6 separate regions of the Homo sapiens genome follow, and regions 1, 2, 4, 5 and 6 are each linked to region 3. A link is a contact called in ENCODE Hi-C or POLR2A ChIA-PET data. All regions are on one chromosome and are shown on one strand. Each heading gives the region's core, a stretch centred on a gene start or an enhancer-like site at or near the end of the contact. The rest is flanking DNA. Distances are from core to core; before and after follow the strand shown.

Region 1 (3,504 bases), core at 569-3,068, 370 kb before region 3:
ATTGTCTCTGAAGTCGTTAAAGTTTAATAGAGTCTATTATTCCCATTTTATAGGCAAAGAAATGGAGGTAACATGATTTGCTTTAAGTTGCAAATGAGTTGGTCCCTGAACTGGGATTTGAATTGGGTTCTTCTTCTTCTTCTTTTTTTGAGACGGAGTCTCTTGCTCTGTCGCGCCCAGTCTGGAGTGCAATGGCGCAGTCTTGGCTCATGCACTCTGCCTCCTGGGTTCGAGCGATTCTTCTGCCTCAGCCTCTCAAGTAGCTGGGACTACAGGCACCTGCCACCACGCCCTGCTAATTTTTTGTATTTTTTAGTAGAGACAGGGTTTCACCGTGTTGGTCAGGCTGGTCTCGAACTCCTGACCTCAGGTGATTCACCCTCCTTGGCCTTCCAAAGTGCTGAGATTACAGGCGTAAGCCACCACACCCGGCCCAGGTTTTCCTTCTTAAGTTTCACTTCACTGAGACCTTTAGGGGGAAAAAATCCACACATCTTTTTCTTTTTTCTTTTCTTTTTTTTTTTTGGAAGCGGAAGGACTTAAAGATACCAGATCATTGTGCTTTTCTGATGACTAGGTAGTGGATGATAGTTAACATTTATTGAGTGTTTATCTGCAGGAATCTGTGCTAGGTGCTGCATAGACATTACCTCATTTATTCCTCACAACAACATTCAAGGTAGAACTTATCATCCCCAGTTTTACGGATGACAAGGTTTTGTGAGGTCCTAGGTCAAGGGAGTGATAGTGAGTGACAAAGCCTTGACTGAAAGCAGGGCTGGGTTCAATCCTGGGCTTTCTGATTCCAGAGTGTGTGCTCCTCCTAACCCGTGTGCTAACGGGCCTTAGGGATGACTAATGGGCAGGCCTGAGAGCCCTGACGCCTGCTGCTGCCACCACCCCAGGTCTGATGGGAGGTGGGGTTGGACGGGCTTTATGTTCTATTGCAGTACAATTTTCACATTCTGGTCTTTTCCTTTGCTAGAAGCATTCATCTAGCCAGGTGGGGGGTCATTACTTTAGAAAAAATAATCAGAGCTGAGAAAACGTCTGCATTTGCAGAGAATGAAGTATTTAATAAGACCAGATGGGCCGGGCGCAGTGGCTCATGCCTGTAATACCAACACTTTGGGAGGTTGAGGTGGGCAGATTGCTTGAGCCCAGTAGTTTGAGAGCAGACTGGGCAACATAGCTAAACCCCATCTCTACAAAAAGTACAAAAATTAGCTGGGCGTGGTGGTGTGTACCTGTGGTCCCAGCTACTCTGGAGGCTGAGGTGGGAGGATTGCCTGCGCTCAGGAGGCCGAGGTTGCAGTGAGCTGAGATCACACCACTGCACTCCAGCACTCCAGCCTGGGTGACAGAGCAAGACTCTGTCTCAAAAAAAAAAAAAAAAAAAAAAAGACTAGATGGGGAGATGAGGGACAGAGAGAATCAAAGAGAATCAAAGTGGTTTGTGGACAGAGGAAATGAGTGATACTCTGACCCAGAGGCCATCTTTAGTGTCCAGGCCATTTTGCTTGAGCTGCTGGTGAAACTGTGAAACTGGAGGCATGGCACTTGGGCTAAAGTCTGTGCGGTGAATAAGGCCCTCAGTTTCTGCTTTAGGTGGCAGAGCTGAAAATCTGATTCCTTTTTGGTCTTTAGCTTCCGGTGTACTTCAATGCAGTACATTGTGGGCGTGGTGGGGATGTGGTTCAGAAATTTACCTAAACTCTGTGGACTTCCCCCTCTCTCCAGCCACGCACTCTGTCATCTTTGGTTCCAGTCTTTAGAATTCAGCTCGGATCCCCTGGGTGATGGGTGGTGTCAGACACTCAGGTGCTTGGATTGCCCCGGTGGAGAGAACAGCATCCTGCCCCCATGGGCTTCAGTTGTACGTGACTTGCTGTTTTCTTGGAGGTGGGCTTTAGTCATCTCTAGCTATAAAGACACAAAAAAACTGGGAAGAATGACCAGGAAACTGTCACCCCAAGCCTTGCAGTTGATTGCATTTTTTTTTTTTTTTCTGAGATGGAGTCTTGCTCTGTGGGCCAGGCTGGAGTGCAGTGGCACGACCTCGGCTCACTGCAAGCTCCGCCTCCCGGGTTCACACCATTCTCCTGCCTCAGCCTCCCGAGTAGCTGGGACTACAGGCACCTGCCACCATGCCCGGCTAATTTTCTGTATTTTTTTTTTAGTAGAGACAAGGTTTCACCGTGTTAGCCAGGATGGTCTCGATCTCCTGACCTTGTGATCCACTGGCCTCGGCCTCCCAAAGTGTTGGGATTACAGGTGTGAGCCACTGTGCCCAGCCTTTTTTTTTTTTTTTTTTTTTTTAAATTGAGACAGCATCTCACTCTGCCACCTAGGCTGGAGTGCAGTGGTGCGATCATGGTTCACTGCAACCTTGACTGCCTGAGTAGTTGAGACTACAGGCGTGCACCACCAAGCCTGGCTAATTTTTAAAATTTTTTGTAGAGATGGGGTTTTGCCACATTGTCCAGGCTGGTCTAGAGCTCCTGGGCTCGAACAATTTGCCTGCCTCAGCCTCTCAAAGTGCTGGGATTACAGGTGTGAGCCACCATGCCTGGCCCCATTGACTTTTTCTCATTGGTGAGTTCAACAGAGGAGAGATGATTGCCGCAGTTTTAAAAAAGAAAAGAGGCCAGGTGTGGTGGGTCATGCCTGTAATCCCAGCCCTTTGAGAGGCCGAGGTGGGCAGATCACCTGAGGTGAGGAGTTCCAGACCAGCCTGGCCAACATGGTGAAACTCTGTCTCTACAAAAAAAATACAAAAAATAGCCAGGTGTGGGTGTTGCACACTTGTATTCCCAGCTACTCAGGAGGATGAGGTAGGTGGATCATTTGAGCCTGGGAGGCCAAGGCTGCAGTGAGCGGAGATCGCACCACTGCATTCCAGCCTTGGTGATAGAGCAAGACCCTACTGTCCCAAAAAAAAAAAAAAAAAAAAAAAAAAAAATTAAAGAAAAGGCTGGGTGCAATGTCTCACGTCTGTAATCCCAGCACTTTGAGAGGCTGGGCCAAGGTAGGAGTATTGCTTGAGGCCAGGAGTTTGAGACCAGCCTGCGCAACATAGTGAGACCCTGTCTCTACAAAAATTTTAAAAATTAGCCGGGCATGGTGGTGTACACCTATAGTCGCAGCTGCTCAGAAGGCTGAGGTGGGAGGATCACTTGAGGCCAGGAGTTTGAGGCTGCAGTGAGCTATAATCACACCACTGCATTCCAGTCTGGGTGACAGAGTGAGACCCTGTCTCTTAAAAGAAAAAGGGAGGACAGAAATCAGATTAAAGAAGAGAGAAGAAGTGAGACTGTTGGCTTATACCTTGATGAAAGGTGGAAGCGGAAGGGCAAGAGCTTCTGCTAAGTAGTGAGGACCTTGGCAAGGACAACAGTATCTTTTTCGTGTTCTGTTAGGCCGTGTCTCTCTAGCGCCCAGCTCAGAGTGCATGTGTGTTATGTGTGAGGGAATCTAGTGAGGAGTCTTCCTGCATTAGGCACG
Region 2 (3,914 bases), core at 328-2,827, 340 kb before region 3:
TCTTCTGCGGGGTTCTGGAATAAGGCTGGAGAGGGGAGGAGGAGCGCTCAGGTGTGGGGAACCACACCCAGGCCCGAGGGAGTGGAATGTGCCCACAGGCTGTGGGGCCACTTTGGAGGGCAGTTATCTCAGGGAAAGTGGGATGAAGCTGGGTGGCCAGAGTCAGGGACTGGAAATTCGATGGGAGGCATGAAGCAGTGGATGATAAGGAAACGTGTGTGGTTGTCAAGCAGGATGTGGCAGGATGAGGGTTCTGTCTGAGAATGATGAAGCTGGCAGCAGATGGCAGATCCTGCATGGCATGGAGTTACCTCCGACTCCTCTCTAGTTCATGTGTGTTGACTCTTCATTGCCTGTGTGCCCTGTGGCCCAGTATTATTTCTTCTGGTCCTGGGAACAGCTGTCTACATGGAAGTCCCACGGTGGTTGGTCCCGTGGTGGTTGGTCAGACCACCCTCGAGTGCAGTGTAGTGAAAAGGCATAGAATGTGGAGGTTGGAGACCTGGATTTTTGACTCCTGGCTTTATAGCTTACTAGTTGGACAAGTGATCTGACCTTTCTTAATTCTATTTTCCCCCTTATCTGTAACTTGCAGATAATTATAACTACTTACAGGGTGGTTTCTGGATTAAGATGATAGCAGATATCAGTAGAGAGGCTACTTAGTGTTCACGGTTCCAGGCTTCCTGGGATCAGGTGTCAGCTCTTACTGTGTGACTTGGGGCAAGTTACGTAGCCTCTCTGTCTCCTTTTTCTTGTCTATCACATGAGGCTGATCGCTGTATTAAATACTTAACTCACAGTGACAATCAGTATATCAGTAGTAAGTGATGAATACACTATAGCTGCAGTTATTCCTGGGGGCCTCATCTTCATCAGCACCATTATTTCAGTCCTTGGGATGAATGGAGTCAGTGCTTTCTCTAAGGTAGGAGACCAAAGCATGAAGACTCTCTGATGTGTGGTAAGAAATGGTCTCTAATCATTGTGTTAGTGACATGCCTTCAGGACCTCTCTTAAGCATTGAAATTATAGGCACCCTTGTGCCAGTTCCAGGGTCTTTTAGGGGTTCCGGGTATTATTGCAATCCTGTAAAAAGTCATTGCTTTCTGATACAGAAGGACTCTCGCAAGCACAGCCATTCTCAGGCACAGAAATAGTTCCCTTCCTTTTTTTTTTTTTTTTTTTTGGAGACGGGGTCTCACTGTGTTGCCCAGGCTGGTCTCAAACTCTCTTCTTTTTAAATAGAAGGGGAAGGAGGGAAAGGAGAGCAGCGGATGCATGGATTTCCTTTGGCCCAGTTTCCTCCCTCTGTCAGAGGACTTCCTACCGCAGGGAGTGGGAGACACCTGGGGGCAGGCCCGCACCTGCTCTGTGCCCTTTCAGCGATGGCGTTTCTGTTTTGGAGTGTTTGCTTTCCCCTTTTCCCAGACCTCCACCGCGCTTCAGTTTAGCAGTGCGCTTACGGTCAGCAGTGCCATGCGGCTGCTGCTTCTGAAAACCCCCAGCCCTCCTGAACCAGCCAGTGTCCCAGCTGAGCAATTCGGGGTTTTTGTTTTGCTTTGTTTTTTAAAACAAAACTCAAAATCATTGGACCTTATCCTCTGTAGTTGAAGTGAGAGTTACTTTCTGAGGACTGGCTTGTACCAGAAACCAGCTGGTTTTAAGTTGCTGCAGATCTTTAAAGGGACAGCTTATTTGTGGACCAGATTTCCCTACTCACAGAAACTTTCTGTCAGAGGGTTCTAGTGTGGAGGTGGGTTACAGATGGCAGAAATGCCCGAGTTTGATTTTAAATTTTTAATCTTCACGTAGGGTCCAAGTCCTGTGGAGCTAATCTCTGACATCCCCACCCTTGCCCTGTTAGGGTTGGTCAGTGATACATGTGGACGTGTGCTGTGTGCGCAGATAGTGACAGGACCCAAAAGCAGATCATCACATAAGAGTCAGGGCTGTTCGCTGGGGCCTGTGGCGTTGGCAGCAGTGTCCTCAGCCAGCAGCTACTGTGTACATGGCTGGGAGACGGGGCTTTGCATATTTGGCCTCAATCATATAAGGTAAGAATGTGAGGAGAGGGATGTGAGGGAAGAGCCTGGTGCTGTGGAATGCAGGGACAGAGGGCAACAGCAGGCTGGCCTTCTTCCTCTTGAGCTGAGGAGAGGCAGATTTTTTGGGTCTTGATTGGCTCTTTTCTTCATTCTTGTTAGAACACGGAATTCCAGCTCCAGTAGTAACACCATTTTGAATCCTTTGTTTGTAATGTCCTGGAGACTGAGATTAGGAAGCAAACCAACCTTTGTCTGCCTTTGGGGAAGGCCCAGAAGGAAGTCTCTCTGTTATTACCTTAATGGTACCAATTAGTTGGTAACCAATAATGGTTGTTATTGCCATTGTGTTACAAAATTTGCGAGGGTCTCAGATTGTACTGTGTATTATAAATGCAGCAAGAGTAGGGACCACGTCCTTAAAATATGTCCCCACGACCTTGTGCCTATTTGACCCTCAGCTGGTAGCCTGATGGGTAAAGCGGCTCCTTGTCTGCACCAGGGCATCTTACCTTGCAAGGCAATGATCGGCCTGTGGGATTCATGTGGGTGTGGAGTAGGAGGAGACACAGAAGCGACCCTCCTGGCTGGATCAGCATGGGTAGCTGTGTCTTCAGTGAGGCCTGACTATTATCCACTTGCGAAGTTTGTGGTGACTCCTATGGCTTATGGAGCACGTTGATGGGGTGCGGGCTCACAGGAAGAGTCTCACCTCAGTGCCAAGGGGTGTCAGAGATGCTCACTGCCCTCCTCTCCTTGGGGTTGCATGGAGGCAGGATGGCGCTTGGCCGTGGCAGGGTAAGGAACCGGCGACGGAGGCCCATCACGTGTTCACAGCTCTCCTGCGTCAGTGCTTGGGAGATAGGGACTGTCAGGTCCTTAGCCCGCATTTATGTGAAGGCAAGGGGAGCAAAATCATTGTCATTAAAGAATGGAGATGGCTGTCATTTCATCTCACGCCATGGGTGTCCCTAACAGTCTTCCTTTAAACATCCTGTGTCCAGCTTGGGCAACATGTTGAAACCCTGTCTCTACAAAAATACAGAAATTAGCCAGGCGTGATGACACATGCCTGTAGTCCCAGCTACTTGGGAGGCTGAGGTGGGAGGACCACTTGAGCCTGGGAGGCGGCGGGTGCAGCGAGCTGAGATCACCCCACTGCACTACAGTCTGGGCGACAGAGTGAGACCCGTTTCAAAAATAAGTAAGTAAATCTGTGTCTAGGAAGGTTGTAGCTGAAGTTAAATTATTGATTGGAATAGAAGTGTTTCTCGCTGGCTAGGTGTGGTGGCTCACACCTCTAATCTCAGCACTTTGGGAGGCTGAGGCAGGAAGATTGCTTGAAGGTAGGAGTTCGTGACTGCCTGGGCAACATAGTGAGACCCTGTCTCTAAAATTTTTTAAAAAAAAATTTAGCTGGGCATGGTGGTGTGCTCCTGAGGCTAAGGCAGGAGGATCCCTTGAGGCCAGGAGTTCAAAACCAACCTGGGCACCTACAGAAAAACAAGTGTTTGTCACCTTCCTGCCCTTTCACAGGATACAGATAAGAAGGGAGTAACACCAGCAGCTGGTTTTTATGCCGCCCTGTGTAGCTCATTTGCTTCATTTCTGTTCAAAGGGTCCTTGGAAATTGCTTATTCCTAGCACCTAAAACTACACCTGCCATAGTTAGTGCTCCAAATTTGTCGAATAATTTTCCCTTTTTAAATTCTGGTTCCCACTGCTGCAGTTCTAACCCATCCCCTTTTTTCTTGTGCTCGAGCACCCCTGGATGTGGCCTGGCCGCAGTTCCATCTTCCTTGATGCTACCCTCCTGGCTGCAATCAGGCGGTGCTGCTTTGAAGGCTCCTGTCCTCCTCCCAGGTCCCA
Region 3 (3,812 bases), core at 81-2,580:
GCCTGTTAATTTTGTATTTTTAGTAGAGACTGGGGTTTCTCCATGTTGGTCAGGCTGGTCTCGAAATCCCGACCTCAGGTGATCTGCCCACCTCAGCCTCCCAAAGTGGTGGGATTACAGGCGTGAGACACCGCGCCTGGCCCGGGACAAAGGAAATTAATGTTCAGCCTAGTAAACTAAATTTCCTGAATTTGCTACATCCTCGTTCTTATGACACACTAAAATAGGAAGTGTGTGTGTGTGTGTGTGTGTGTGTGTGTATGAAAATAAAGTGTTAATGTACATGTAGCAAAATGTTAACAATTGTTGAATCTAGGTGAAGGGAGGTCAATGCAGTATTCTTACAAGTTACTATATCTCAAATTTCTTCAAGATAAAAAGCTAATAAAAATGGTGGGTAACCATAGCACAGTAAAAAGAAAAAAGTGGGTGTACCATTTGACCTCTTATTCTACTATTAGGAGTCAGTCTATCCTAAAGATAAAGGAATTTTCAAAAGTTTTTGCCTTTGGGATTTTGGGGAAAAAAACGGGCTTGAGGTAAATCCAAATAAAAACAAATGAGCCTGGGGGGATTTCTGTCCTAATATTCCTCTAAATGGGACCTGGGAAGGCTTTTGAAAAATATATAGGCTATCTCAGAAAAGTTCCAAATAAATTATGTAGCTGCTCCACCCTAATAAGGAAGTTGAGCATAGCTTCCCACTCCCTAGGTGTGGGCTTTGTATAGTGGCTTCCTTCCTAAGACTACAGTATGGAAAGGGGGTTAAAAAAGGTAACTTCAGAGTGGAGAAACCTACAAACCCTACACTTTATTCAGGTAATCAAGGTTGACATGAATAGTCAGAAATCATGTATCCCCCTTTTTTTTTTCTTTTGGTAGAGACGGGGTTCCTCTATGTTGTCCAGCCTGGTCTCGAACTTGAGGTCAAGCGATACACCCGCCTTGGTCTCCCAAAGTCTCCGGATTGCAGGCGTGAGCCACCACGCCCGGCCAACAATCATGTACCCCTAAGCCCATAACCCTGTGTAATTATGCGAAAAATTCCAATAAAGGCACATTCTCCAATATACCTAACCAGTACTCCTCAAAACAGCCCGACTAATTTCAGATAGAGGAACTCCTTATCTTTTCTTCCTCCTACCCAAGATCCCAGTTTAGGAAAAAAATACCGGTCAGGTCACGAGTCAGCGACGTAGAAGGACCCGAGGACGCGCCCACAGGCCGGGACAGGGCGGGACTTCCTGGGCGTCGCTCTCTTCCCATTGGCTGAGAAGGGTCATGAGGATGAACTGTGCAGTCACCTGGCAGGAACCGGAACCCGCGGTTATAAAGTAAAGGAACCCGAGATCTGCGCAGGGGTTCCCTTTGCCGATTTCTCTCACCTCACCTTTCAAACCTAAACTCGAGCCTACTGTTCACCGGCCTAGCATTGCTCTCGCCATGGCTCTCAGCGATGCTGACGTGCAAAAGCAGGTGAGGGGCTTGGTTGGGTCTTACGAAGCCGCGGCGGCAGTCCCGGGGAGTGGGCTGGAGCCCGCCTAGGGAAGGCCGCGGGCCTTGAGCCGCCCAGATGCCGCAGGAAGGTCCCTTGCTCCAAGTCACCAGATCCAAGAGGTCGGCCTGAGGACGGAGATTTGCCCCGCAGCTCATGTGACTTTTGCTCGGGTCTTGGGCACTGCCCGCTTGCCTGCGCGCTGCCTTCTTGAACGCCCTGGCTCTTTGCCTCCCACCTCAGCATTCCCTGTTTTCCAAGGGTATTCACTGTGCCTAGTCGGACAGAGATCTGTGCAAGGATTGAAAACAGCCTTGTGGCCAGGGGCAGTGGCTCACGCCTGTAATCCCAGTATTTTGGGAGGCCGAGGCGGCCGGATCACCTGAGGTCAGGAGTCCGAGACTAGCCTGGCCAAAATGGTGAAACCCCGGTCTCTACTAAAAATAGAAAATTAGCCGGACGTGGTGGCGCGCGCCTGTAATCCCAGCTACTCGGGAAGCTGAACCCGGAGGCGGAGGTTGCAGTTAGCCGAGATCGCGCCTTTGCACTCCAGCATGGGCGACAGGGCGAGACTCCCTCTGGAAAAAGAAAAAAAAAAAACAAACCAGCCTTGTCACTTTTTTTTTTTTTAACCCTGAGGGAAATGCTTAAGGCTATATGATAGGAAACAGTGCGGAGGGAAGAGACCTGCTTCCAACCAGTGTTTTGACAAGGTCGTTCACTTTATGAACTGTGTTTTTTTCTTTTTTTCTTTTTTTTTTTTTTGAGACGGAGTCTCACTCTGTCGCCCAGGCTGGAGTGCAAGGGCGCGATCTCGGCTCACTGCAACCTCCGCCCCGGGTTCAAGTGATTCTCCTGCCTCAGCCTCCCTAGAAGCTGGGATTACAGACTCGCGCCCCAAGCCCGGCTAATTTTTGTATTTTTTTTAGTAGAGGCAGGGTCTCACCATATTGGCCTGGCTGGTCTTGAACTCCTGACCTCAGGTGATCTTCCCACCTGGGCCTCCCAAAGTGCTGGGATTACAGGCATGAGCCAACGCGCCAGGCCTGTATGTACTGTTAATCTTCATTTTGGGGAAGTCCCCTCTATCATAATGGATTGTAATGATTGGTCTCCCACTAATGTGTGTGTTAACATTTGTGAGATACAGGCTGGGGCCGGGCATGGTGGCTCACGTCTGTAATACCAGCACTTTGGGAGGCTGAGGAGGGCGGATCACCTGAGGTCAGGAGTTCGAGACGAGCCTGGCCAGCATGGTGAAACCCCATCTCTATTAAAAATACAAAAAATTAGCCGGGCATGGTGGCGGGCGCCTGTAGTCCCAGCTACTCGGGAGGCTGAGGCAGGAGAATGGCGTGAACCCGGGAGGCCGAGCGACCCTGGGCGGCAGAGCGAGACTCCCTCTCAAAAAAATAAAAAAAAAAAGATTGTCTGGGCCTAGTGGGGTGCGCCTGTAGTCCCAGCTACTCAGGAGGCAGAGGCAGGAGAATCGCTTGAACCCGGCAGGCGGAGGTTGCAGTGAGCCAAGATTGTGCCACTGCACTCCAGCCTGGGTGACAGAGTGAGACTCCATCTCAAAAAATTTTAATATTAATAAACACAAATACACGCCAGGTGTGGTGGCTCACACCTGTAGCCCCCAGCACTTTGGGAGGCTGAGGTGGGAGGATCGCTTGATCCCAGGAGTTCAAGACCAGCCTGGGCAACATAGACCTTATCTCTAAAAAATTTTTTCTTAAAAAATAAGCCAGGCTGTCTGGGCATGGTTGCTCATGCCTGTAATCCCAGCACTTTGGAAGGCCGAGGTGGGCATATCACCTGCGGTCAGGAGTTCCAGACCAGCCTGGCCAACGTGGCAAAACCCTGTCTCTACTAAAAATACAAAATTAGTGGGGCGTGCTGGCATATGCCTGTAATCCCAACTACTAGGAGGCTGAGGCAGGAGAATTTCTTGAACCCGGGAGGTGGAGGTTATGGTGAGGCGAGATCACACCATTGCTGCCTGGGCAACAGAGCGAGACTGTCTCAAAAAAAAAAAAAAATTGCCAGGTGTGGTGGGGCACACATGTGCTCCTAGCTACTTAGGGAGGCTGATGTGGGAGAATCATTTGAGCCCAAGGGGTCGAGGCTGCAGTGAGCTATGATCATGCCACTGTGCTCCATCCTGGGTGAGAGAGCAAAAGACCCTGTCTCTAAAAATATTAAATAAATAAACAAAATTGTGTCAAATGGAAGACCGCTTTTTCTTTTCTTTCTTTTTTTTTTTTTTTTTTTTTGAGACGAAGTCTCGCTCTGTTGCCCAGGCTGGAGTGCAGTG
Region 4 (3,655 bases), core at 842-3,341, 320 kb after region 3:
ATCGCTACTAAAAATACAAAAATTAGCTGGGCATGGTGGCACGCACCTGTAATCCCAGCTACTCGGGAGGCTGAGGCAGGAGAATCGCTTGAACCTGGGAGGCAGAGGTTGCAGTGAGCTGAGATCACGCCACTGTACTCCAGCCTGGGCGACAAAGTGAGACTCTGTCTCAAAAACAACAACAACAACAAAAATGAAGAGTAATGAGACTGTCACCCAGAAACTGCTCTTTCACTTCAAAGTTAGAAAACAAACAAACAACAAACAAAAACTTCAGGTCTGGGCACGGTGGCTCACACCTGTAATCCCAGCACTTTTGGAGGCCTAGTCAGGAGGATCACTTGAGGTCAGGAGTTTGAGACCAGTCTGGCCAACATGGCGAAACTCCATCTCTACCAAAAAATACAAAAAAAAAAAAAAAATAGCTGGGTGTGATGGCGGGCACCTGTAGTCCCAGCTCCTTGGGAGGCTGAGGCACGAGAATCACTTGAACCCGGGAGTCAGAGGTTGCAGTGAGCCAAGACTGTGCCACTACACTCCAGCCTGGGTGACAGAGTGAGACTCTGTCTCAACAACAACAACAACTTAAAATGCAAACAAACAAATAAAATACCCATTGGGTCAGACACTTCTCAGCCCCTTTTATATATTTTTTCTTTTCTTACATACTAGAGTGTTCCCCGAGAAAACTAAGAGTAACTGCTAAACCCTTCTTAATGCACAAATCTCCTCACCCTTTCTAATTAAAACTTTGAGCTTCCTAATAATAGGCCCCATAAGTTAAAGTGTCCAGAATTCTTAATCAGAGGCAGAGGCTGGTAAATTATTAGAAGTCATCTTGTTTCTCTTCCAGACATTTGGCCTTTGAAGATGATACCAGACTGTTATCTGAACAAGCAAAAAGCCCCAAAAACAATTAACGTGGTTCCAAGGGGATGATCAAATGCTAGGAGCAGGGAAGAGATCAACCTGACAGGGTAGAAGAAACTTAAGTCAGAGAAAAGGGGAGCCTCCCTGGCTGCCTCATTCTCCCTAGCTTCTCCTGTTCTCCGAAAGTAGCATGCCAGCTTGCCTTGGCAGGGTGGTGCTGGGAGGGCCTGAGAGCTGTGCACTTGAGCACTGGGCTCCGCAGTGGGGACTGGAGAGGCCTCCAGGGGACCATGATGCACTGTGCCTCTCAGGTAGTTCAGTAAGCATTTTCCTTAGAATTGAGCTCAACAATCTTAAAAAGTAATGCAATTATTATAAAAATATTAAGCTGTCAGGTGTGGTGGCTCACACCTGTAATCCCAGCACTTCGGGAGGCCGAGGCAGGTGGATCACTTGAGACCAGCCTGACTGACATGGTGAAACCTGTCTCTACTAAAAATACAAAAATTAGCCAGGCGTGGTGGTGCGTGCCTGTAATCCCAGCTTCCCAGGAGGCTGAGGCATGAGAATCGCTTGAACCCGGGAGGCAGAGGCTGCAGTGAGCCGAGATTGCAGCACTGCACTCCAGCCTGGGCGACAGAGCCAGACTCTGTTCACCCCACCTCAAAAAAAAAAAAAAAAAAGAAAGGCAAGGTATTTAGGTTCAAGATACTGTGACAGCTGCAGCTACTACCTACAACCGTGGTACATTCTACACTTGGGTCTTTCTGGCTTGGCACAAAGATTTGCGAAAATGACCCACTCTCTGAAAAATCATACAAAATGCCCCCAGTTTCGTTTTGATAGACTCGGGTTGTGTGCTAGTGCAGGGCACTCCTTGGCCTGGTGGAGGCTACTGGGATAAAGACAGGCACAGCCCTTGCCTCCAGGGCTTTCAGGTCAGTGGATTAAACAGCCTTGTCAGTGACGCAGTCCAATAGCAAGAGGATGAATGTCAGTCAGTGCCAAGCACAGGGTAAAACAGCACACCGAAGCAGCCTGGAGGAAGGAAGGGCCATGTCCACTACCAGGCTTGGAAGCATAAGTAGGATGTAGGCAGGCAGGAGTGGCTGGGGGATCCGCTGGGGAACAGCCACAAAGGCACAGAGTGCCAGAGAAGCCCGGGAGCCTCCAGGAGTCAGCAGCGGCCTGGGGACGAGAGGACGATTAGGACAGGTGACCATCACGGCCGTTCCTGGGTAACGAAGAACCCTCCTGTCCTGCTGGGACAAGGGGGGATGGGAGCTGGAAATGGCCACAGCCAGAGCAGCCAGGCTCTCCCATGATCATGAAGTCAGAGCCAAGCACACAGAGAGATCACAGTTTCTCCATGTCGAAGGGAAAGAGGCTGAAGAAGAAACCTCATCTACTCATGATGAAATACCCTTCACCCCTAACGTAGGCGTCAGCACTAGGAAAGTCCCTTACGCCGATGCTTCCTGTGGTTCCATTCTCACCACAATGTACCCACCTGCAGCCTGCGGGCCCACTTGTCCTCACTACCCCATGCTCTGCTCCAGCCTGTTTGGTCGGGAACCACATTTCCCCATCTCCCATGCTTTCTGGCTGTTGGGGGCACTGCAGAAGACTGGAGTGTGGGAGCCAGGAGGAAGGCAGGGTGTTCCTCCTCCTGCAAGGGCCCCATGTCGTGCAAAGGCAGTGTCTCCTGCACAGTTCCATCTCTAGTTGGACATCATCTCCCTTCCTGGTCCCAGCTTCCCTCATCACCTCCACCCACTAACACGGAACCCTGTCTTCAGGAGCCCGGCAACGTCATCTCCTACTGTGTCTTCCTAACCCTAGGAGTAGCAACGGCTTCCTGCGCTGTAAGTCCCTCAGCACCTGTGGAACCAGCTTGCTGCACTGGAGTGCCGATTTTCCTGGCTGAACACAAACTGATACGATGGAGAATACTGCTGCGGGAGGCGTGTCTTTGTCATATTATTCTTTGCTTAAAAAGTCAAGCGGGCCGCGTGTGGTGGCTCACGCCTCTAATCCCAGCACTTTGGGAGGCCAAGGCGGGTGGATCACCTGAGGCCGGGAGTTCAAGACCAGCCTGACCAACATGGAGAAACCCCATCTCTACTAAAAATACAAAATTAGCCGGGCGTTGTGGCGCATGCCTGTAATCACAGCTACTCAGGAGGCTGAGGCAGGAGAATCACTTGAACCTGGGAGGCAGAGGTTGTGGTGAGCCAAGATCATGCCATTGCACTCCAGCCTGGGCAATAAGAGGGAAATTCCATCTCAAAAAAAAAAAAAAGTCAAGTGAATTGTGCATTGTATCCCATAAATTATCTGTATTTGTCCCAACATGAAAACAATGTTCCCTGCAAATCTTGGCATGAATTTGAAGCTCTCTAAAGGTGCCCCCATGTGTTCTGTGGCACCATTGCCCACAGCTTAGTGTACTGACAGAATCGTCCCCTGTAGCCATTGACTATCGGTACTAATCAACTGGGGCTGCTATCATAAAATACCACAGACCTGGGGGCTTAAACAACAGAAATGTATTTGCTCAAAGTTCTGGAGGCTGGAAGTCCAAGATCAAGATGTTGGCAAGGTTGGTTTCTCCTGAGGCCTCTCTCCTTGGTGTGCAGAAGGCCGCCTCTGGCTGTGTCCTCACATGGCCTTTCCTCTTTGTGTGCACTCCTGCTGTCTCTTCTCTTCTTCTTACAAAGACACCCATTGTATTAGATTAGGGCTCCATCCTTAGAACCTCATTTAATCCTTTTTTTTTTTTTTT
Region 5 (4,036 bases), core at 1,093-3,592, 360 kb after region 3:
ACAGCCCCAGGGGTTAGGAACAGCTGCATGTGAAGCCCACAGCGGCCTTTCTGAAGCTTTACCCAAGTTCTGCTCCCTGGAGCCACATGGAAGGAAGTTCTGCCTGACAGCCTTTCCAGCACCCTGGGAAGCTGCCGATTTATTTTCTTTACCCCTGACTTCACTTATCTAGGATCCCAACAGAGACTGACAAAGCCAGAGACCCTGATGGTTTAGGATTCCAAGGTTTCTTATGCCTCTAGCTGCTCAGCCAGGAGCTTTCTTGATTTTGTGTTTTTCAAATGAGAAGCATCTTACCAGCTAAGTAAGTCTAAGAGTGTCATGACTCATGGACCTTGGAAACCAATGGTCAGTAGTTTGGGATTCTTTGGGTGGATCAAGAGATTTTCTTGGGGACCTAGGAGCACCTCGATGTGTGGAGGGCCTGAGCAGATGGACTAGTGCCCTCCTCTGGATGGAATTGGAGGTTCCCCTTACGCCCCAATCCCTCCACCCCTGCCCTGGGGCTTTTTTTTTTTTTTCTTTTTTTGCTTGGTGGAATGGGAGAGTACTTTTCAAAGTTACAGTTACATAGAAAAGTTAAAATCACAGCACTATTGCATATCTGAGTGCCAAGAATTACGTTTGTCTTGCTGCAGGTGAGGGAAATGAGGTCACTTCTCAAGAAGTTTGCATTTTCTGAGAAAATGTGGACACAATGGAAAAGCCAAGGCATAAAACCATACACCTGAGAAGGCTGAAGCAAATTGCTCCAGGACTTACAGCACAGTGGGTACGTGTTCCGCAGGTGAGAGGCAGCCTCTGCAGAGGCTGACAAGTCCTTTTTGGATGACACTGTGACTCAGCCCTCATATTCCCCTCTCCAGGGCGATGATCCACCTGGTGCTGTGGCTGCTGAGATTCTAGTCATCCTACTCGCTCTAGGCTGGTGTGATTCTTTTGTTTGTTTGTTTGTTTGAGATAAGTCTCGCTCTGACGCCCAGGCTGGAATGCAATGGTTTGATCTCAGCTCACTGCAGCCTCTGCCTTCCGGGTCCAAGCGATTCTTGTGCCTCAGGCTCCTGAGTACTGGGACTATAGGCGCCCAACAACACAACTGGCTAATTTTTGAATTTTTAGTAGAGACGGGTTTCACCATATTGGCCAGGCTGGTTTCGAACTCCTGACCTCAAGTGATCCGCCCACCTCGGCCTCCCCAAGTCCTGGGACTACAGACCTGAGCCACTGCGCCTGGCCTAGACTGGTGTCATTCTGACATTTCCAGGCCACGAAGCAGTCCCAGACTCAGCAGCCCTGGGCATCTGCCGTAGCCCTGTTGTATGATCTGCTCTGCCACTCATGAGGCATGACTCACCCTCCTACCCTCTCCGAGCCTCAGTTTACTCATTTAAATCTCAAAGCCTCCACAGATAATTGGGAAATGAAAGGAAAATCGTGTAAGTATGAATACCTTCCACAGATAGCGGGATCTCATTAATACTAGTTTTCCCCTTTCCATACCTCCCAGCAAAGAAAAGTTGGTAACTGCAGGCCTCTGAACTAGTGCCCCACATCGGAGATACCGGCCACTTCTTACTGAACATTTGCCTGTGTCTACTATAAGGATATAAGATCATCTCAACCTCCCAAGAAGCCGATATTAGCACCCCCATTTTTGCAGCTAAAGAAACTTAGGTGCAGAAAAATGAAATAGCATATTCAAGGTCACAGAATGACCTGGGGCAGAGCTACAGTCTAGACCCCCATCTGTCTGATATAAACCCCATTCTATGAACCCTCAACATTGCTACTCCCCTTCCAACGCCACTGGAGCAGAAAGCTCCAAAACTGGGTGAAGCACATACAGCTCTATAGCAGGCAACCCCATTCCTGTGTTCCACCTAGTGAAGAACCAGGAGGTTGTGCATGACCAAGGTGGTTCAGGGTGAAGGTCAGGGGCTGGCTGAAAATGGAAGGCATCTCAGGCTGGGTCTTTGACTGTGATTATGTCAGGGTTGGGGCTGAAATATTGTGAGTGGTAACTGAGGTTTCAACCTCTTCCCTAGGAAAGAGTGGGGGTGGGGTGGTGAAGCTGGTTAATTGAGATGGGAGGGTTGGGGTGGGGGCAGGCAGAGCCTTCCAAGGCCTTCAGATCCGGTGCTGTTACCGTAAACAAGTGCAACCCTCAGCTCCCTGGAGGGCCTGGGGAGCAAATGCGTGCATCCCTGCTTCGTTCCCAGCAGCTGTTCACTGGAGGACGCAGCCTGCCATCCCCAGCCGACCTCCTCCACAGCCTTCCCCAGCCCCCAGATCAAGCCTCAGGAAGTGGCGCTGCTGAGAATCTCTCCTCCAGCCCTGCCTCCTGCCGAGAGTGTCTTCAGCGCCAGCATTTCCTGGCCTAATTAAGCTGGGTAATGAGTAGCTAAGAGGAGGGGATAAAAGCCCTAGGCGGCTTAGAGCTGGGACAGTTTATGACAGGGGCGTCTGCAGCTGGTGACATTCCTAGGAAAATTATTTCTCATAACCCTGGGAAGTTGCATGCTGTTTCCTTAGCAGCAGAGTAAGCCTCAAAGGTGAGCATGGGGAACACTGCATCTTAAGGGGGCCTGACTGGAGGGTCCTAAAGGTGACAGGTGGGGGGTGCCATGTGTCTGTAGGACTGATCAGAGCTGCAGAGCAGCTACAGGCCACCCGGGCTAATGCCCTTAGCTTAGTCCGAGGCCGGGGCATCCGTGGTGGCCACGTGACTCCCCAGGGCTTGGGTTTTGTGTTTCTTCTGAATGATAGGACTCTGCACAGCATGCAGTTTCTAAGACCGTATCCTTTCAGGGAAGGAAATCTGAGCTAGAGGCTCTGATCCTGACTCCTCCGCAGCCCACTATTAAGGGTGTGAAAATTGTGTTTTGGAAAATATCAGGTGCCCCAGCAGCCAGGAGTGGGTAGAAGAGCTCTCAGACAGGGGCCCTGGGGGAAAGGGGAAGGTGGGCACCAGGCGCTCTGGACACCAGGGCCCGCCCTTCCAGAGACACTCAGGAGCCCAGCGTTGATTATCCCCACTCCCACTCTGCAGCCACAGCCTCAGCCCCCAAATTCTCCTTCTTTGGCACTCAGTTTTGTTTGTTTGTTTTTTGTGTCAGTTCTGTTTGTTTTTGTTTTCTTCAGTCACCTTGCACTCCTTCCTTAGTTGGCCAGGGAACTTCGTGCTGTATGGGGTGGAGCAGGGCAAGGCCCAGGCTCTGGAGCTCGGCCCATCCCCACGTCTCTGAGTGAACTTGGGAGATCAGGTGACCTCTCAGCCATGGTTTTCCCATTTGTAGAATGAAGGCATTAGTGATGTCTAGTGTCCAGTATGTTATGAACCGCAACCTCCACTTGGCCTGTGAGTGGCGAGCGAGGCTGAAATTGGGCCATGTTTCCCAGACCTTTCAAATTAGGTTACCCAGTTTCACCCAAGAACATTTTTGCCCCAATTATCCTGTAAAGCAGAGTCATAGCTAGTGAGTATGTATTTTATTATTATTATTACTGTTATTATTAGAAACAGGGTCTCATTCTGTCATCCAGGCTGGAATGCCATGGTGTGAACATGGTTCGACCTCCCGGGCCCAAGCAATCCTCCCACCTCAGCCACCCGAATGGCTGGGACCACAGACACGTCACCACACCCAGCTAATTTTTGGTATTTTTTGTAGAGACTGGGTTTCACCATGCTGCCCAGGCTGGTCTCAAACTCTTGGGCCCAAGCGATCCTCCTGCCTTTGCCTCCCAAAGTGCTGGGATTACAAGCGTGAGTCACTTCGCCTGGCTGAATACCTGTTTTTGATGATGGAAGGGCCCATTCTCCTGCACTCTTGTAATCAATATTTGTTCTTTTCCAATTTTCTAAACAAGACCTGTCTGGTGCAATGTCCTCCGAGCCCCGCTTCCTCCACGGCTGGAGCCGGGAGCGGCAGGGAATGTGTGGGCATTCCGTCTTTCCTTCTGATCGCCGCCCTTCACCCTCTGCCCTTGGCTGTTCCCACAGTCCCATCTATTCCCCTGGCCTCCTGCTTGTCTC
Region 6 (3,657 bases), core at 847-3,346, 460 kb after region 3:
AATGTGTGTTAGTCAGATTTTATTCTTTTTTCCTTAAGAAGACCCTTCAAATATGTATAAACCTCAGGACTGCCCCAAAATCTGGATCTGCGCCTGCTCTAGATCAGCTCTTCATTTGGAAGGAGGAAAGCGAGGTGGAGGTGTGTTCGTTTGAAAAGACTAGCTGAAAAGAGAAAACTTACAGGAGCCTCAGCTTGTGAGGGACCTTGAAAGACTATGCAACCAGCCTCACCTTCAGGAAGAGCAGCCCGAGACTTCCTCAGGAAGATGTCCCTGTTTCTTTTTATTTTCTTTTTTTTTGAGACTGAGTCTCACTCTGTCGCCCAGGCTGGAGTGTAGTAGCATGATCTCGGCTCACTGCAACCTCCACCATCCCAGTTCAAGTGATTCTCCTGCCTCAGCCTCCCTAGTAGCTGGGATTACAGGCACGCGCCATCACACCTGGCTAATTTTTGTATTTTTAGTAAAGTCGGGGCTTCACCATGTTGGCCAGGCTGATCTCGACCTCCTGACCTCAAGTGATCTGGCTGCCTCGGCCTCCCAAAGTGCTGGGATTACAGCCGTGAGCCACCGCACCCGGCGCCTGTTCCATTCTTAAAGCTCACCAGAACGCGATTCTGTAAACTGCTTCAGCCACCCATTCCGGAATCCCAAATGACGCCTTCCCATGGTCAGGATTTCAATGAGTGGTGCCATCCTTGGCTCTCACAGGAACTGATCCCTTGGGGAGGACTGTATGAAAATGCATCTGTAAGCTCAGATGAAGTCAGCATGCTAGGGTTGGAAATATTATTTTCACATACATAGTCTAGGTTACTTAATTTATTGTTTTGAGACAGGGTCTCACTGCCCAGCCTGGAGGGCAGTGCTGTGATCATAGCTCACTATAATCTTGAACTCCTGGGCTCAAGGGACCCTCCCGCCTCAGCCTGCCTCTCCAGTAGTTGGGACGACAGACGCGCACCACCACGCCCGGCTGTTTAATAGAGATGGGGGTCTCCTTTTGTTGCCCAGGATAGTATTGAACTCATGGCCTCACGTGATTCTCCTGCCTGTATCTCCCAAGGCACTGGGATTACAGGCCAGAGCCACCTTGCCAGGCCAGTATGTTACTTTAAATAGCAGTCATCCTAAAAATAGCTTACCCTCCTCTGTCCTTCCCTGCCTGGAAAGGGTGTAAAAATAACATTTGGGGGCTGTAAATGCTGTCTAGATCTCTGGAGCTAGGTAGGTGCAGAGGTGTGATTTGGGTTTGGCTGTGCTCCGAAAAAACCGGGGCCGAGCTGCTGGTTTTGAATTTGTCCAGGCTTTTTAGCCAATAGCCTCTTCCTCCGCCGGGAAGGGGTGGGACCCAGCCTTCCAAAACACCTTTGCTGAGGAACCGTGCAAAGACCTTGGATGAGGGCCCCAGCTCAGCCAGGCCTCCCTGAAGCGAAGCCAGCCCGGGGTGGGGACTGGTGGAGGGACTAGAGTTTCTTAGATTCACAGAATAGCAGAGCTGGGAGAGGCCTAAAGACCATCTTATCTACGCGTTTGTGTTTCTGATGACTGATTAAGGCCCAGAGAGGGTCAGTAACTCTTCCAGGTCGCACAGTGGGTGACAGTAGGTATGTGCTCGTCCTGGGACACAGAGCTGTTTTCTTCGCTTGTCTGGAGTGGGTTTCGGGGGTCGGCACTTGCCTCCCAGTGAGCTCCCGGCGCCTGCCAGTCCTGGCTGAGTGGGATCGGTCGGCCTCCACCCCTAATCTCCCCCGCTGCAGAGCCAAAGCACACCGGCCTCCAGGGGGCGCCGCCTCCGGGACGCGCCGACTCTCCCGAGCCCTGCTCTCTCTGGCCGGGGTCAGCCCCGGAAACAGCTTCAGTTTCCTGTCCCTTCCTCCCTGGGAGCAAGGATGTAGGCGCCCAGACCCCGCCCGCGGGCTCCCTTCGTCCGGCGTCCCTAGCGGCCCGCCCGGTCCCGCCGCCCCGCGGCTTGCGGATGGCTGCGGCCCCCCGGGCCCCGGGTGGCTGCGGTGGCGGGGAAACGGCAGAACGCAGGCGGCGATTCGCTGGGGACGGCGGCCGGAGGGAGGCGATGGCCCCAGGCTCGGCGCACCTGTGGAACTGCGCGGGCGGCGCGGCGCTGCTGCCCCCTGCCGGCCGCGCCCGGGCCCACTCCCGTGTCCACCCCGGCCCGGGTGCCCTCGGAGTCCCTCGCGTCACTGTGGGCAGCGCCAAGCTACGGCTTCCCATGGCAGAGCGGGGTGGGGCCGCGGGACGGCACAGAGCTCCCCTGCCGCGAATACGCCGGTTTAGTTGCTTCCCACAGATCACACATGGTCTCGCCTGTCCGCAGGGTCCCCTCCCGGCCTCAAGCCCCTGCCAGGCAGCATCGGCCGCTGGTGACCTTGGGTCATCCTGGCCTCTATGCATTTAGAGTAGACGCCGGGTGGTGGCGGCGCCTGTAGTCCCGCATTCTGGGAGGCCCAGGCGGGGCGCTAGAGCCCAGGAGTTCTAGACCAGCCTGGGGAAAACAGCGAGACTCTGTCTCTTCAAAACAAAACAAAAACAAACAAACAAAAAAGGGTAGAGCCCATAGTACAGGATGAGAGAGTAGTGCCGTAATGAATTTTAAATTTTAATTACATTTAAAATTAAAATGAATCTATATACAATCACATTTCAAAAATTCAAAAAGTATGAAAAGGAACACATTCGAAAGGCTTCTATCCACCTCTGTTTTCCACTGTCCTCTTTCCCATCCCACCCATTCTCCCACCAGGCTTAGTTTCTTGTGTTTCTTTATGCAAAATAAACAAAAGCAAATATATATATTTTTTCCTGCTCTCATATAAAAGGCAGCACAGTATCCACACTGTTCTGAACTCTTTTTTTTTTTTTTTGAGACAGGGTCTCACTCTGTTCCCCAGACTGGAGTGCAGTGGCACAATCTCAACTCACTGCAGCCTCCACCTCCTGGGTTCAGGCTATTCTCCTGCCTCATCTGGACCACAGGCGCACACCACCATGCCCGGCTAATTTTGTATTATTATTTTTTTCGAGATGGAGTCTTGCTCTGTCGCCCACAGATGGAGTGCAATGGTGCGATCTCGGCTCACTGCAACCCCTGCCTCCCGGGTTCAAGCAATTATCCTGCCTCAGCCCCCCGAGTAGCTGGGATTACAGGTGTGCGCCACCACACCTGGCTAATTTTTGTATTTTTAGTAGGGACGGGGTTTCACCATGTTGACTAGGCTGGTCTTGAACTCCTGACCTCATGATCTGCCCACCTCGGCCTCCCAAAGTGCTGGGATTACAGGCGTGAGCCACCACGCCCTCCCTAATTTTTTTATTTTTATTTTTTATTTTTTTGAGATGAAGTCTTTGCTCTTGTCACCCAGGCTGGAGTGCAATGGCACCATCTTGGCTCACTGCAACCTCTGCCTTCCAGGTTCAAGCAATTCTCCTGCCTCAGCCTCCCAAGTAGCTGGGATTACAAATGCACACCACCACGCCCGGCTAATTTTTGTATTTTTAGTAGGCCAGGCTGGTCTCGAACTCCTGACCTCAGGTGATCCAGCCACCTCCCAAAGTGCTGGGATTATAGGCATGAGCCAACGTGCCCAGCGAATTTTTGTATTTTAGTAGAGACGGGGTCTCACCATGTTGTCCAGGCTG

The links. Hi-C counts contacts between places; a loop is a spot of excess contacts on that map. ChIA-PET counts read pairs that join two places held with the same protein, here RNA polymerase II (POLR2A). Pooled maps may share reads with other maps.
Region 1: a loop to region 3 is called in a pooled map, with 4 times the contacts of the local background. The contact joins the enhancer-like site here to the promoter of ATP6V1E1 in region 3. A Hi-C loop is called at or near these places in 1 of 168 maps with a recorded cell type or tissue (naive thymus-derived CD4-positive, alpha-beta T cell) and 13 of 50 pooled maps. POLR2A ChIA-PET finds 5 or more read pairs at or near these places in 3 of 52 experiments (activated CD4-positive, alpha-beta T cell, activated CD4-positive, alpha-beta memory T cell and naive thymus-derived CD4-positive, alpha-beta T cell).
Region 2: a pooled map shows a loop between it and region 3 (3-fold over the local background). The contact joins the enhancer-like site here to the promoter of ATP6V1E1 in region 3. A Hi-C loop is called at or near these places in 2 of 50 pooled maps. POLR2A ChIA-PET finds 5 or more read pairs at or near these places in 4 of 52 experiments (HCT116, PC-9, SK-N-SH and 1 more).
Region 4: a pooled map shows a loop between it and region 3 (4-fold over the local background). The contact joins the enhancer-like site here to the promoter of ATP6V1E1 in region 3. A Hi-C loop is called at or near these places in 5 of 50 pooled maps. POLR2A ChIA-PET finds 5 or more read pairs at or near these places in 2 of 52 experiments (H1 and WTC11).
Region 5: a loop to region 3 is called in a pooled map, with 2.3 times the contacts of the local background. The contact joins the promoter of CECR3 here to the promoter of ATP6V1E1 in region 3. A Hi-C loop is called at or near these places in 1 of 168 maps with a recorded cell type or tissue (B cell), 5 of 37 single-sample maps with no recorded cell type and 8 of 50 pooled maps. POLR2A ChIA-PET finds 5 or more read pairs at or near these places in 2 of 52 experiments (A673 and H1).
Region 6: a loop to region 3 is called in a map of heart right ventricle, with 4 times the contacts of the local background. The contact joins the enhancer-like site here to the promoter of ATP6V1E1 in region 3. A Hi-C loop is called at or near these places in 13 of 168 maps with a recorded cell type or tissue (CD4-positive, alpha-beta T cell, Right ventricle myocardium inferior, aorta and 8 more), 5 of 37 single-sample maps with no recorded cell type and 28 of 50 pooled maps. POLR2A ChIA-PET finds 5 or more read pairs at or near these places in 4 of 52 experiments (GM12878, Panc1, activated B cell and 1 more).

The regions. Positions count from the first base shown.
Region 1 is chr22:17,994,950-17,998,453 of GRCh38, reverse strand. All of the region lies in intron 1 of MICAL3 (microtubule associated monooxygenase, calponin and LIM domain containing 3), which reads left to right. Among named protein-coding and RNA genes, the nearest start is that of MIR648, 16 kb to the right of the region's middle. RefSeq lists an enhancer at 1,814-2,013. Within about 2 kb of position 1,818, at least 5 of the 41 ENCODE cell types and tissues checked have a DNase peak (open chromatin) inside an H3K27ac peak, as active enhancers do.
Region 2 is chr22:17,962,459-17,966,372 of GRCh38, reverse strand. The region is part of intron 1 of MICAL3 (microtubule associated monooxygenase, calponin and LIM domain containing 3); the gene reads left to right. Among named protein-coding and RNA genes, the nearest start is that of MIR648, 17 kb to the left of the region's middle. Within about 2 kb of position 1,577, at least 3 of the 41 ENCODE cell types and tissues checked have a DNase peak (open chromatin) inside an H3K27ac peak, as active enhancers do.
Region 3 is chr22:17,626,267-17,630,078 of GRCh38, reverse strand. It overlaps ATP6V1E1 (ATPase H+ transporting V1 subunit E1), which reads left to right and starts at 1,330. Exons shown (of 9, transcript NM_001696.4): 1 at 1,330-1,476. The coding sequence starts at 1,444. It also overlaps a transcript of BCL2L13 not described here. RefSeq lists enhancers at 1,205-1,374, 1,316-1,405, 1,486-1,635.
Region 4 is chr22:17,302,732-17,306,386 of GRCh38, reverse strand. No RefSeq gene overlaps it. Among named protein-coding and RNA genes, the nearest start is that of CECR3, 38 kb to the right of the region's middle. RefSeq lists enhancers at 2,162-2,431, 2,502-2,621. Within about 2 kb of position 2,091, at least 3 of the 41 ENCODE cell types and tissues checked have a DNase peak (open chromatin) inside an H3K27ac peak, as active enhancers do.
Region 5 is chr22:17,265,039-17,269,074 of GRCh38, reverse strand. It overlaps CECR3 (cat eye syndrome chromosome region, candidate 3), which reads left to right and starts at 2,342. Exons shown (of 3, transcript NR_038398.2): 1 at 2,342-2,552. RefSeq lists an enhancer at 3,893-4,036.
Region 6 is chr22:17,170,095-17,173,751 of GRCh38, reverse strand. No RefSeq gene overlaps it. Among named protein-coding and RNA genes, the nearest start is that of HDHD5-AS1, 13 kb to the right of the region's middle. RefSeq lists a silencer at 1,806-2,235 and an enhancer at 2,086-2,587. Within about 2 kb of position 2,096, at least 38 of the 41 ENCODE cell types and tissues checked have a DNase peak (open chromatin) inside an H3K27ac peak, as active enhancers do; they include GM12878, Panc1, ascending aorta and 3 more, where a contact is called at or near this core.